Linked DNA regions of Homo sapiens: region 2 is linked to region 1. The links are chromatin contacts, found by Hi-C or POLR2A ChIA-PET in ENCODE. All regions are on one chromosome and are shown on one strand. Each heading gives the region's core, a stretch centred on a gene start or an enhancer-like site at or near the end of the contact. The rest is flanking DNA. Distances are from core to core; before and after follow the strand shown.

Region 1 (5,189 bases), core at 2,019-4,518:
AGGATGAAGAGAAATCTAAAAGTTTGGAAAACTTATTTGAGGGAATAATTGAGGAAAACTTCCTTGGCCTTGCTAGAGATCTAGATATCCAGATACAAGAAGTTCAAAGAACATCTGGGAAATTCATCACAAAATGATCCTCACCTAGGCACATGTCATCAGGGTATCTAAAGTCAAGAAGAAGGAAATAATCTTAAGAGCTGTGAGACAAAAGCATAAGGTAACCTGTAAAGGAAAATCTATGAGATTAACAGCTAATTTATCAGCAGAAACCATACAAGCCAGAAGGGACTGGAGTCCTGTTGTTAGCCTCCTTAAACAAAATAATTGTTAGTCAAGAATTTTGTATCCAGCAAAACCAAGCTTCATAAATGAAGGAGAGATAAAGTCTTTTTCAGACAAACAAATGCTGAAAGAATTCGCCACTACCAAGCCAGTACTACAAGAAATGCTAAACGGAGTTCTAAGTCTTGAAACAAAACCTCGAAATACACCAAAATAGAACCTCCTTACAGCATATTGTTTTATAAGCCTTAGGGCCTATAAAACAATAACACAATGAAAAAAATAAGGTATTTAGGCAACAACTTGCCTGATGAATAGAACAGCACTTTATATCTCAATACTAACATTGAATGAAAATGGGCTAAATGGTTCACTTAAAAGGTACAAGGGCTGGGTGCAGTGGCTCACATCTGTAATCCCAGCACCTTGGGAGGCTAAGGCAGGCAGATCACGAGGTCAGGAGATCGAGACCATCCTGGCTAACACAGTGAAACCCCATCTCTACTAAAATACAAAAAAAAAAAAAAAAAAAAATTAGCCAGGTGTGGTGGTGGGCGCCTGTAGTCCCAGCTACTCGGGAGGCTGAGGCAGGAGAATAGCATGAACCCAGGAGGTGGAGCTTGCAGCGAGCCAAGATCGCACCACTGCACTCCAGCTTGGGTGACAGAGAGAGACTCCATCTCAAAAAAAAAAAAAAAAAAAAAAAAAAAAGGTACATAATGGCAGAATGGTACCGGTATAAAAATAGGCACATAGATCAAGGGAACAGAATAGAGAACCCAGAAATAAAGCCAAATACTTTCAGCTAACTAGTCTTTGACAAAGCAAAGAAAAACGTATAGTGCGGAAAGGACACCCTATTCAACAAATGGTGCCAGGATAATTGGCAAGCCACATGTAGAAGAATGAAACAGTATCCTCATACAAAAATCAACTCAAGATGGATCAAAGACTTAAATCTAAAACCTGAAACCATAAAAATTCTAGAAGATAACATCGGAAAAACTCCTCCAGACATTGGCTTAGGCAAAGAATTCAGGACCAAGAACCCAAAAATAAATGCAACGAAAACAAAAATAAAGAGATGGGACCTAATTAAAGTAAAAAGCTTCTGCACAGCAAAATAAATAATCAGCAGAGAAAACAGACAACCCTCAAAGTGGGAGAAAATATTTGCAAACTGTGCATTTGACAAAGGACTAATATCCAGTTTCTACAAGGAACTCAAACAAATCAGCAAGAAAAAAAAAATAATCCCATCAAAAAGTGGGCAAAGGACATGAATAGACAATTCTCAAAAGAAGATATACAAAATGAAATGGCCAAAAAAATATGAAAATGTGCTCAACGTCACTAATTATCAGAGAAATGCAAATTAAAACTGCAATAAGTTGCCACCTTACTCCTGCAAGAATGGCCATAATTTAAAAATCAAAGAAGAATAGAAGGGTGCAGTGGCTCACACCTGTAATCCCAGCACTTTGGGAGGCCAAAGCAGGTGGATCACTTGAGGTCAGGAGTTCAAGACCAGCCTAGCTAAAATGGTGTGAATATGGTGACAAGGGAAAACTTTTACACTGGTGGTGGGAATGTAAACTAGTACAACCACTATGGAAAACAGTATGGCAACTCCTTAAAAAACTAAAAGTAGAATACCATTTGATCCAGTAATCCCACTACCGGGTATCTACCCAGAGGAGAAAAGTTATTATATAAAAAAGATACTCGCACATGCATGTTTATAGCTGCATAATTTGCAACCGAAAAAATATGGAACCAACCTAAATGCTCATCAGCCAACAAGTGGATGAAGAAAATGTGTGTGTATATACACACACACACACACACACACACACCCCTATATATGTATATGCCATGGAATATTACTCAGCTGTAAAAAGGAAGGGAATAATGGCATCCGTAACAATCTGGATGAAGTTGGACACCATTATTCTGAGTGAAGTAACTCAGGAATGGAAAACCAAATATTGTATGTTCTCATTTATTAGTAGGAGCTAAGCTATGAAGACACAAAGTCACAAGAAGGATACAATGGGCTGGGCGCCGTGGCTCACACCTGTAATCCCAGCACTTTGGGAGGCCAAGGCAGGTGGATCACTTGAGGTCAGGAGTTCAAGACCAGCCTGGCCAAGATGGTGAAACCCCATCTCTACTAAAATTACAAAAAATTAGCTGGGTGTAGTGGCAGGCACCTGTAATCCCAGCTACTCGGAAGCTGAGATGGGAGGATGGCTTGATTGTGCCACTTGAAGTAGCTATGATTGTGCCACTGCTCTCCAGCCTGGGCTACAGAGCAAGACTCTATATCAAAAACATAACAGAAAACATAACCTCAGAAGCATTACAATAAATATGCAATAAGCATCCACCCAGCATGTGTGGGGGACTGTGCTGATGCTGATGGCATGTGTGGGAGTAAGGCAGGCATCTGAGGAATGTGGGGGAACGGAAGGACGGGGAGTAATCTGGAGAGCCCCACGGTCAGTCAGTGGCAGGTCTTTCTTGAGCTCAGAAAGGTTAGGTAACTAGTTCAGATCAGACAGTAAAACAGGGGCAGAGCCTGGAATTGCACTGAGGCTTGAGTCTGACTTCTCTCCCCCACCTGCTGTGCCCTTAAACTGCAGAGATCGGGGCGGGGGTTGGGGGGCAAGCGGCTCAGATGGGTTCAAAAAACTCCCCAGGCTCAACTCTGGTTCTGACTGCCTGAGACATGGGCAGCTGACACAGCAGACCTTGAATCCTGAGGATGTGAGGCAGGTGGGTTGGATGAGAGGGACCCGGATGTCTGGTCTGCGGCTGCTCCTCTAAGTGCAGCAGCAAGGAGGCTGGGCCTGGACTGCAGGTGGTGCTGGGGAGCAGCGTGTTTACTGTGCTTGGTCATGAGCTGCTGGGAAGTTGTGACTTTCACTTTCCCTTTCGAATTCCAGGGTATATCTGGGAGGCCGGAGGACGTGTCTGGTTATTACACAGATGCACAGCTGGACGTGGGATCCACACAGCTCAGAACAGTTGGATCTTGCTCAGTCTCTGTCAGAGGAAGATCCCTTGGTAAGTTGGGGATAGTGTGATCTACCCCCATGTCCTTATTCTTGCAATAGCTCTATAAGGGAAGGATCATTCAGCTTTTGTAGATAAGCTCAGAGAGGTTAGGTAGCTGGTTCAGATCAGACAGGAAAGCAGTGGCAGAGCCGGGATTTGCACCCAGGCTTGAGTCTGATTGCTCCCTCCCTCCTGCTGGGCGGGTAAACTGTAGAGAGAGGTGGGGAAAACAGCTTAGATGGGTTCACAAAGCTCCCCGGGCTCAGCTCTGGTTCTGACACCCTCAGACACGGCCAGCTGACCCCAGAAGAAAGGTAGGTGTTGGGGGTGCCCATCTCTTTGGGAAATTTGAAGGAATCAAAGAAGGTGGAGGAGGGGAGGTGACCTGGAGCCCGGCATGTCCTTGTGGCCGGGCCACACCCAGGCTGGCCCCAGGGTGCTGCTGCTGAAGCCCAATGGGAACAACAGATTTCTTTTGAGACACAAGGAACTCAGAGGTTGTCTCACTCACCCTGAGTCTGAGCACCTACTTGTGCCAGGCCCTGTGGGGAAACTGAGGCCCTGGGAGGGGAATGACTTGCCAGGGTCCCGTGTCAGGAGGCTGAGCAGGCAGATCATAGGACTTCACGTCTCTGGCCCTCACCTCTGTCCCTCTGTTCAGACCTCTGAGCTGATAGAGAAGAAACAGGCTGTGCTGTGTCCCTAATGGGAAACATGGCTGAGACAGGGGAGTGAGAAGGTCGCATTGCAGAATGGTACCTGTGGCATGATGCCAGCTTTGCAATCATGAGATTCAAAAGCCACACTGTGGAATTGTGAGTATAACTACAGGAGTGAGAGCTTAGGTCTCTGTGTTTGTAGAAGCAGAATCAAACCTGGACACTGTTGGATTATTAAAATCACCCATTTTTGCTTCAATATCAGAGTCACAAGGGCAGATGTTGGCCTCCCCTCTGCCCTCCAAGAGCTGTGTGACTCTGGGCAAGTCACCTCCCCTCCCAGCCTAAGATTTTTCCCCTCTAAAAAACTTGATAGAGCTGCCAAAAGTCCATGAAATCAGGGGGGTAATTTCTGTGAAATATGAGTCATGGTCTTATTTGTTCTTCACCAAAAAGAGATGCCCATCAAGATAGAAAGAAAAATTAAATTCAATTTCTCAACTGAAAGTGAAACTGAAGCTGGGCCATGTCATCCAGAGGCTGGTTGCTTTTAGTTCAAGTAATGCCTCCTGCACCTGGGATTTCAGCCAGGCTGTGCCAGGGAGGGCGGAGGGCATCCAGGTCAGTCGTAGGGGGTGCAGCTGGGAACACAACAGTGTCCCCATTGAATGTTCAGAGTCTAAAGGGGAGACAGAGGCCCAAAGAGCCACATACAGGTAGAGCTCCCTCTGGAAAGCAGAGTGCTCAGGGAGCCTGGGGAGGGTTGGGGGCCGCCGCATGGACCAGGCAGCTTTGGGTGGGTCTCTGAGGACAGGTGACTTGCACATGGTGGGGACAGTGGGGGGGACATTCCAGGGCGAGGGAGCAGCTGAGTGAAGGCCTGAGGCTGGGGATGGGAGTGGGAGGAGTAGATGGGCTCCAGGAGGCACCGAAGCAGGGCGTCAGTGGGTGCCTGGACCTAAGGTGACTGTGGTGGCAGGGAGCGGTGAGGAAGGTGGGGTCCAGAGCATCAGAGGGCCTGTGTGCCCTGCTATGGGGTTTGAACTTGACCGTGGCTTTTCACTGAAGATTCCTCAGAAGGGTGCAGTGCCACGGCTGAGGCCTGTAATTCAGTGCTGTGGGAGGCAGAGGCGGGAGAATCACATGATGCTAGGAGCTCAAGACAGCTTGGGCAACACAGGAGAT
Region 2 (5,189 bases), core at 836-3,335, 89 kb before region 1:
AGTGGGTTCAGGCGCCTACCACGGCTAGACTTTCATCTGGCAGGGGGCTCGTGTCCCAGAAGAGGCTTGTCCCTGGCGGCCTCCTCCCGTTTAGAGGAAGGAAGGGCGTTTTCAAATAAGCCTTCAGTCCTTACAGGCCAAATAAGGACTCGAGCCAAAACAAGCAGATTGGGCCGGACTCTGAATGTGCTCATCCTGTGAGATGACAGTGCGGGGAAGGGTTGATGGGGTGGGCGCCAATGGCAGTCTCCACTAGAATGCATAGGGTGGGGAGGTGGGCTGCAGAGTAAACTGAGTAGGCCAAAGAGCCCACTGGTTGCTAAGAATTCTAACCACCCCACTGCCCAGAAGAGATGCCTCTGAGATCAGGAACAAATCCAGAAGAACCGCTGTGTGGAAAGATGGCAAAACAATGATGATAATACCTGCTTTGTACATTACAATACAATACCTTGTAAGGTTATTGGAGGCCACACAAGATAACAGACCAAAACCCTTCCTGAGCATTGGAAAGACCTTTTCGGTTGCATGGGGCCATGGTACGATTCGTGGTGCATCCGGCCGGTGGATTTAGGATACTAAGCAGTGCGGTAAGAGATGCAATGAGGAGGCCTCCCAGCAGTTTGCCTTTCAGAAAGCATTTGTCCAGATGAATGTTCCTGGCAGAACAAATCCAGATTTCTTTAAGGTATGGTTAGGCTGTGTTGACAGTGGTAAATTGGCTTCAGGAATTGGACGGGGAAGGCTGGAGAAGTGGGAGAGCTAGGGACGCTCGGGTGGATGGAGAGGAGACACTGAATTTGGCTCTGGGGTTTCGGAATTTGAAGTGTGTGTGCCTGTGCATACATCCGTGTGTGTGCATGGCTATGTACATACATGTATGTTCACATTCACCTGTGAATACATGTGCCTTGCGTGCCTGTGTTTGCACTTGTGCTTGTGGATATGCATCTGTGAATGCGTGTGCAGCTGTGTGCCTTGTGTGGATCTATGTATATGGCTTTGCACACGTGTGTGCGCATGTATTTCTGTGCACACGTACCTCTGTACACCTACCTCCATATGTGACTGTGTATGCACAGATGCTTGCGTGTCTATGTGTGTGTCCATGCCCTTGTGCGTGCGTGCGCCTCTGTGTGCATGCCCTCGAGTGTGTTTGGGGGCTCTGCTTCCTGTTGTTCAGCAGCAGAGCCTCTGACTCCTCCTCACACAATTAGAGGAATTCCAGCCATCCTAGGGACAGCCCTGGGAAAACGGTTCCTCTGGAAGGGTTGGGGAATGTTTCCTTTTATGGTAGCATTGGGCCGTTGGCTGCTCACGACTTGCCAGCACTCGCAGGTACATTCTTGCCTGCTAGTAGAGCCGGTGACTAAACATGCCCACAGCTGGGGCAGACCACAGGGAGACGCAGTGGGGGAGGGCAGGGGGCTGGGATGACAAAAATGTTTGTTCCAAACCCTTATCGGTTGCCACACTGTCGTTAGGGGCCAGCAATGAAATTGCTCTGTCTTCCCCAGGCTGTGGTTCCTGCCGCCTCCCTCCCTTCTGTCTTCCCGTCTGTCTAGTCGAGGATGCAGGTCTCTAATCTCTGTCCTCGCTGTGCAGGCTTGAAGGACTCGTGTTTTTTGAGAAAGGCAAGGGGGAGTAAGGCTTGCCTCCCCTAGAGCTTGCCTCCTGAGTAGTTTCCACATCAGAGAGCAGGGTGTGGGGTGTGTTTGTGAATGAGAGTGACCCAGCCCCTCTGCGCCCCCACCCCGTTGATGCTTAGGGGGCTGGGAGGAAGCTGCGGCCCAGGGCAGGGGCAGCTGCCATTGGTGTTGGGTGTGAGGTTTGTTTTTTCTTCTTTCTGTCTGGGCTTCCTTTTCCCTCCTGAATGACCAGTGGGCAGAAGAAGAGATTGGAGGCAGTGCCCAGCCCCACACGCTGCTGAGGTCAGGCATGCTAGAAAGCTCACCTCGGAAGAGGCAGGCAGCCTAGCTGGTCGGTGGCTACTGGTGTTGAACGGTTAAATGTGTCTCCTGAGGCCATGCACGTGGAAAGCCGTGAGTCATTCTCCCAGTGCCTAGTCACGCAGGGCCCTGACCAGGTGGTGCGAGCCACTCAGTGTGTCCTTCACACGTCGCTGAATCCGTGTTTCCACCCAGGGCTGATACTGTACCAACAGCCACGGATGCTCCCACTGCCCTGACAACGCCACTGCCACCCATCGTGGCGACGTCGCGTTGGGGAAGTCGGTATAGACAGCAACCGTTTGTGGAGCTTACTGTCTTTACAGGGACTGCGGCAGGTCCATTTTATGTGTTATTTCTATTTTTCAAACTAATCCTGCAAGGGAGTTAGTAGCAGATCTTACTTTGTGGATGTAGAAACTGAGACTCAGAATTAAATACCTCACTGCAGCTCAAATATTTGTAAGTAGCCTGATCCTGGATTCAGGCCAATTTGACTTCAAGGACGGTGAGGCTATTAGATGGGGCGGGATAAAACGGAAAAAAATGAGTTTATATTTTCAGCTGTTGCTTGAATACCCAGTACTGAACAGCCAGGATGCCTTAGTGTTTCTGGCAAACTTAGCTTTCAGAGTGTGGGCATTACTGCCCCTCCTGTACTGGGGGAGGGTGGGTATTTATAACCTTCCTTGCCGAGCAGTTCATAGAGCTGTTGATAGTTGCTGAAAGTTCCTGACACCCGGCTAGAGAACAGGTTGTCACAGAAACCCATCAGAAGCTGTCATTCTTTACAAGCTGCCTCTAAAGTGACATCATTGCACGCCTTCCACTTGCCAGACACCGTGCTGGTGTGTTCACATGTGTTGTGGACACAAGTACTGTTATCCCACGCTGCGGAGGAGGGAGCTGGGGCTCAGAGAAGCCTGCGCACCTGTCCCGGGTCTCAGGCTGTGAGGCAGCATCTTATCCCAGGGCTGTCCCGTTGCAAAGCCAGGCCTCGTCACCCCTCCTTCCCCAGCCTCTTAAATGGTGCTCCTTCCTTCAGTGGGGATGGTATTTAGAGCACCTGCAGCAGGCTTCTTTCTAACAGCTTCAGCCCCCCACCCCGTTATAAACACACAGGGCAGGTCCCACTCAGCTCCCAGGGAAGTCGACTCCTGGAGAGTTTTCCACACACTAGTTCCTCTAAGGTGGGAGACACAGAACTATTTCTGGTTTTCTGGTGGGGGCTGAACAGCGTGGGTGGACAATCTGAGCTCCTGGGCGGCAGGAGCAGCTGCCCAATGGCACTCTCCCCCGAAGATGCTCCTCCTAGCCAGGTGTGAGGGTAGACTGCGAGATCCCCACAAAGACAGCATCTGTGACACTGTGCTCCCTGTCTGGGAAACGGGCAGCTCTTTGGGAGCAAGGTGGGGAGGCTTTTGCATCTGGCGGGAGTTAATCTGATGTCTTCTTTGTTTCAGACCGAGAAGATCAATCCATCTTGTGCACGTAAGTATTTCTCCGTCTGGGTAGTGGTTCGTTTCACCCCAGTCTGTTCTCATTCTTGAGGTCTCCTACTGAAACCACAACTGGGGCTTGCAGAGTCCCCCATTCCCAATTCAAGGCCCCTCCTCCACTTCTCCAAGGGATAGGACTTCAGTTTGTGTGTTTGCTACTCAGTGGTCCCACTGCATGGATGAGCTCAATTTCAATCATCCTTCCTCAAGGAGCCAGTGGGAAGGAGGGTGGAGCTTATGGCAGAAAGGAAAAGCAAGATCTCTCCACAATCCAGCTGGGAACCAGCTCCTCCGTAACTTCTGGGTGGAAGGCATTCCTTCTTGCTCTGGATGGTGGCTTTTCTTTACCTGAATTGAAGTAGACACTGGGGCCTCTCAGCCTCTGAACTTAACAAGGAGATCCATAAACCCCATTGCCAAGAGAGTTAATGGCACAGAACATTCCTTTAAGTGACGTTTCAAAGGAACATGTACAAGTGCCTTTGACCCCTAAGTCCACAGCTGCCTAAAACTGATTTTTAAAACACTTGGATGTGAAGTCACTTGCCCTGACAAGTGACCAGGACAGGCAGTGGATTTCAGTTTACTTCTGTCTGGCCCCTGGAGAGCCATGGGAAGTGAACTGCCTGAGGATTCCAGAGCGTTTATGTGGCAGTCCCGTTTTCTGCCACACGTTGGGTCCTTCACGGGCACCCAACAGAATGCGAGGCAGTGGAGCGTGCAGTGGGAAGGGACAGAGGTCAAGGACTTGGCCATGCCTAAGCCCGGGACTTCCTTGCCTCTCTTGGTAGTGGTGAATCTGGAGCTGGCAAGACGGAGAACACCAAGAAGGTCATCCAGTATCTGGCGTACGTGGCGTCCTCGCACAAGAGCAAGAAGGACCAGGTGAGTGCTGCAGCCCTTGTCCCTGTGGCCGCCTGCTTGGCCTTGGTGGGATGATGGAGGAAGAGCACTTAGTGGTCCCGGCTTCAGCTTTACAAGAGGATGCTTTGGGGAATGAAGCAGAGGCTGGGCCCATTTCCATTGAGGCAGTGGCGTGGCCTGTCCTGGGAGTGGTCCAGCGGTAGCAAGCCCATTCCATCCTTGGCCTCCTAGCCTTCTGAGTTGCTATGGAAACTGGCGAGGTCCTGGAGTTTGCATGGCAGCCCTCTTGGCTTTTGCAGCTCGTTGCTGTGTGTCCTCCCCTTCTGAGGCTGGAAGGCAGATTCCAAGACTTGGTCCTCAAGTTGATGGAGGCTTGAAAGGTCTCAGGCAGACCTGTATTTGATTCCATTTCTTTTCCCTGCTGTTGAAATGCCTCTGGGTGGACAGCCACCCACCCCCACCACCCCAGCGAAGACAGAAAGGGCAATTGGAAAGTCATCTCACCTCCATTTTTTTCCTCTCCCTTTTGATGGATTATGGTTGAACCCAGCAGTGTCCTCGCTAGGTGAGCTGCACGTTTACTGCACGTTCTGCACTGGGAATGCGTGTTCTGCCCATCGTGTGCCCTTGAATTCTGTATTTTGTTCTAAGCAGCTTTTCACCCCACACTTGTCACTTTCTGCAGCTAGAACTCTTCTTTTAGGCTCAGCTCACTGACTGTCTTGGGAGGAGGGGCTGGGTGTGGCACACAGTGACCTCCTGTGCACTCTGAAATGACAGCTCCTGCAGAATGGGGACGGGCCTCACACCTAGTTGTTCTCAGAAACTCCAGTCATGCCCAGATTTCCCCACAGCGCACCATAGCTGTCATGTCCCA

Evidence for each region. A loop is a pair of places that touch in the nucleus more often than their neighbours do. ChIA-PET counts read pairs that join two places held with the same protein, here RNA polymerase II (POLR2A). Pooled maps may share reads with other maps.
Region 2: a loop to region 1 is called in a pooled map, with 8 times the contacts of the local background. The contact joins the enhancer-like site here to the promoter of APOL2 in region 1. A Hi-C loop is called at or near these places in 2 of 37 single-sample maps with no recorded cell type and 10 of 50 pooled maps. POLR2A ChIA-PET finds 5 or more read pairs at or near these places in 11 of 52 experiments (AG04449, CD4-positive, alpha-beta T cell, CD4-positive, alpha-beta memory T cell and 8 more).

What each region holds. Positions count from the first base shown.
Region 1 is chr22:36,237,606-36,242,794 of GRCh38, reverse strand. APOL2 (apolipoprotein L2) reads left to right here and starts at 3,268. Exons shown (of 5, transcript NM_030882.4): 1 at 3,268-3,354. RefSeq lists enhancers at 2,980-3,029, 3,040-3,289, 3,827-4,341.
Region 2 is chr22:36,325,712-36,330,900 of GRCh38, reverse strand. It overlaps MYH9 (myosin heavy chain 9), which reads left to right. Exons shown (of 41, transcript NM_002473.6): 4 at 3,413-3,440; 5 at 4,240-4,333. Among named protein-coding and RNA genes, the nearest start is that of MIR6819, 41 kb to the right of the region's middle. RefSeq lists enhancers at 1,656-1,905, 1,884-2,513, 2,514-3,143. Within about 2 kb of position 2,085, at least 36 of the 41 ENCODE cell types and tissues checked have a DNase peak (open chromatin) inside an H3K27ac peak, as active enhancers do; they include CD4-positive, alpha-beta T cell, where a contact is called at or near this core.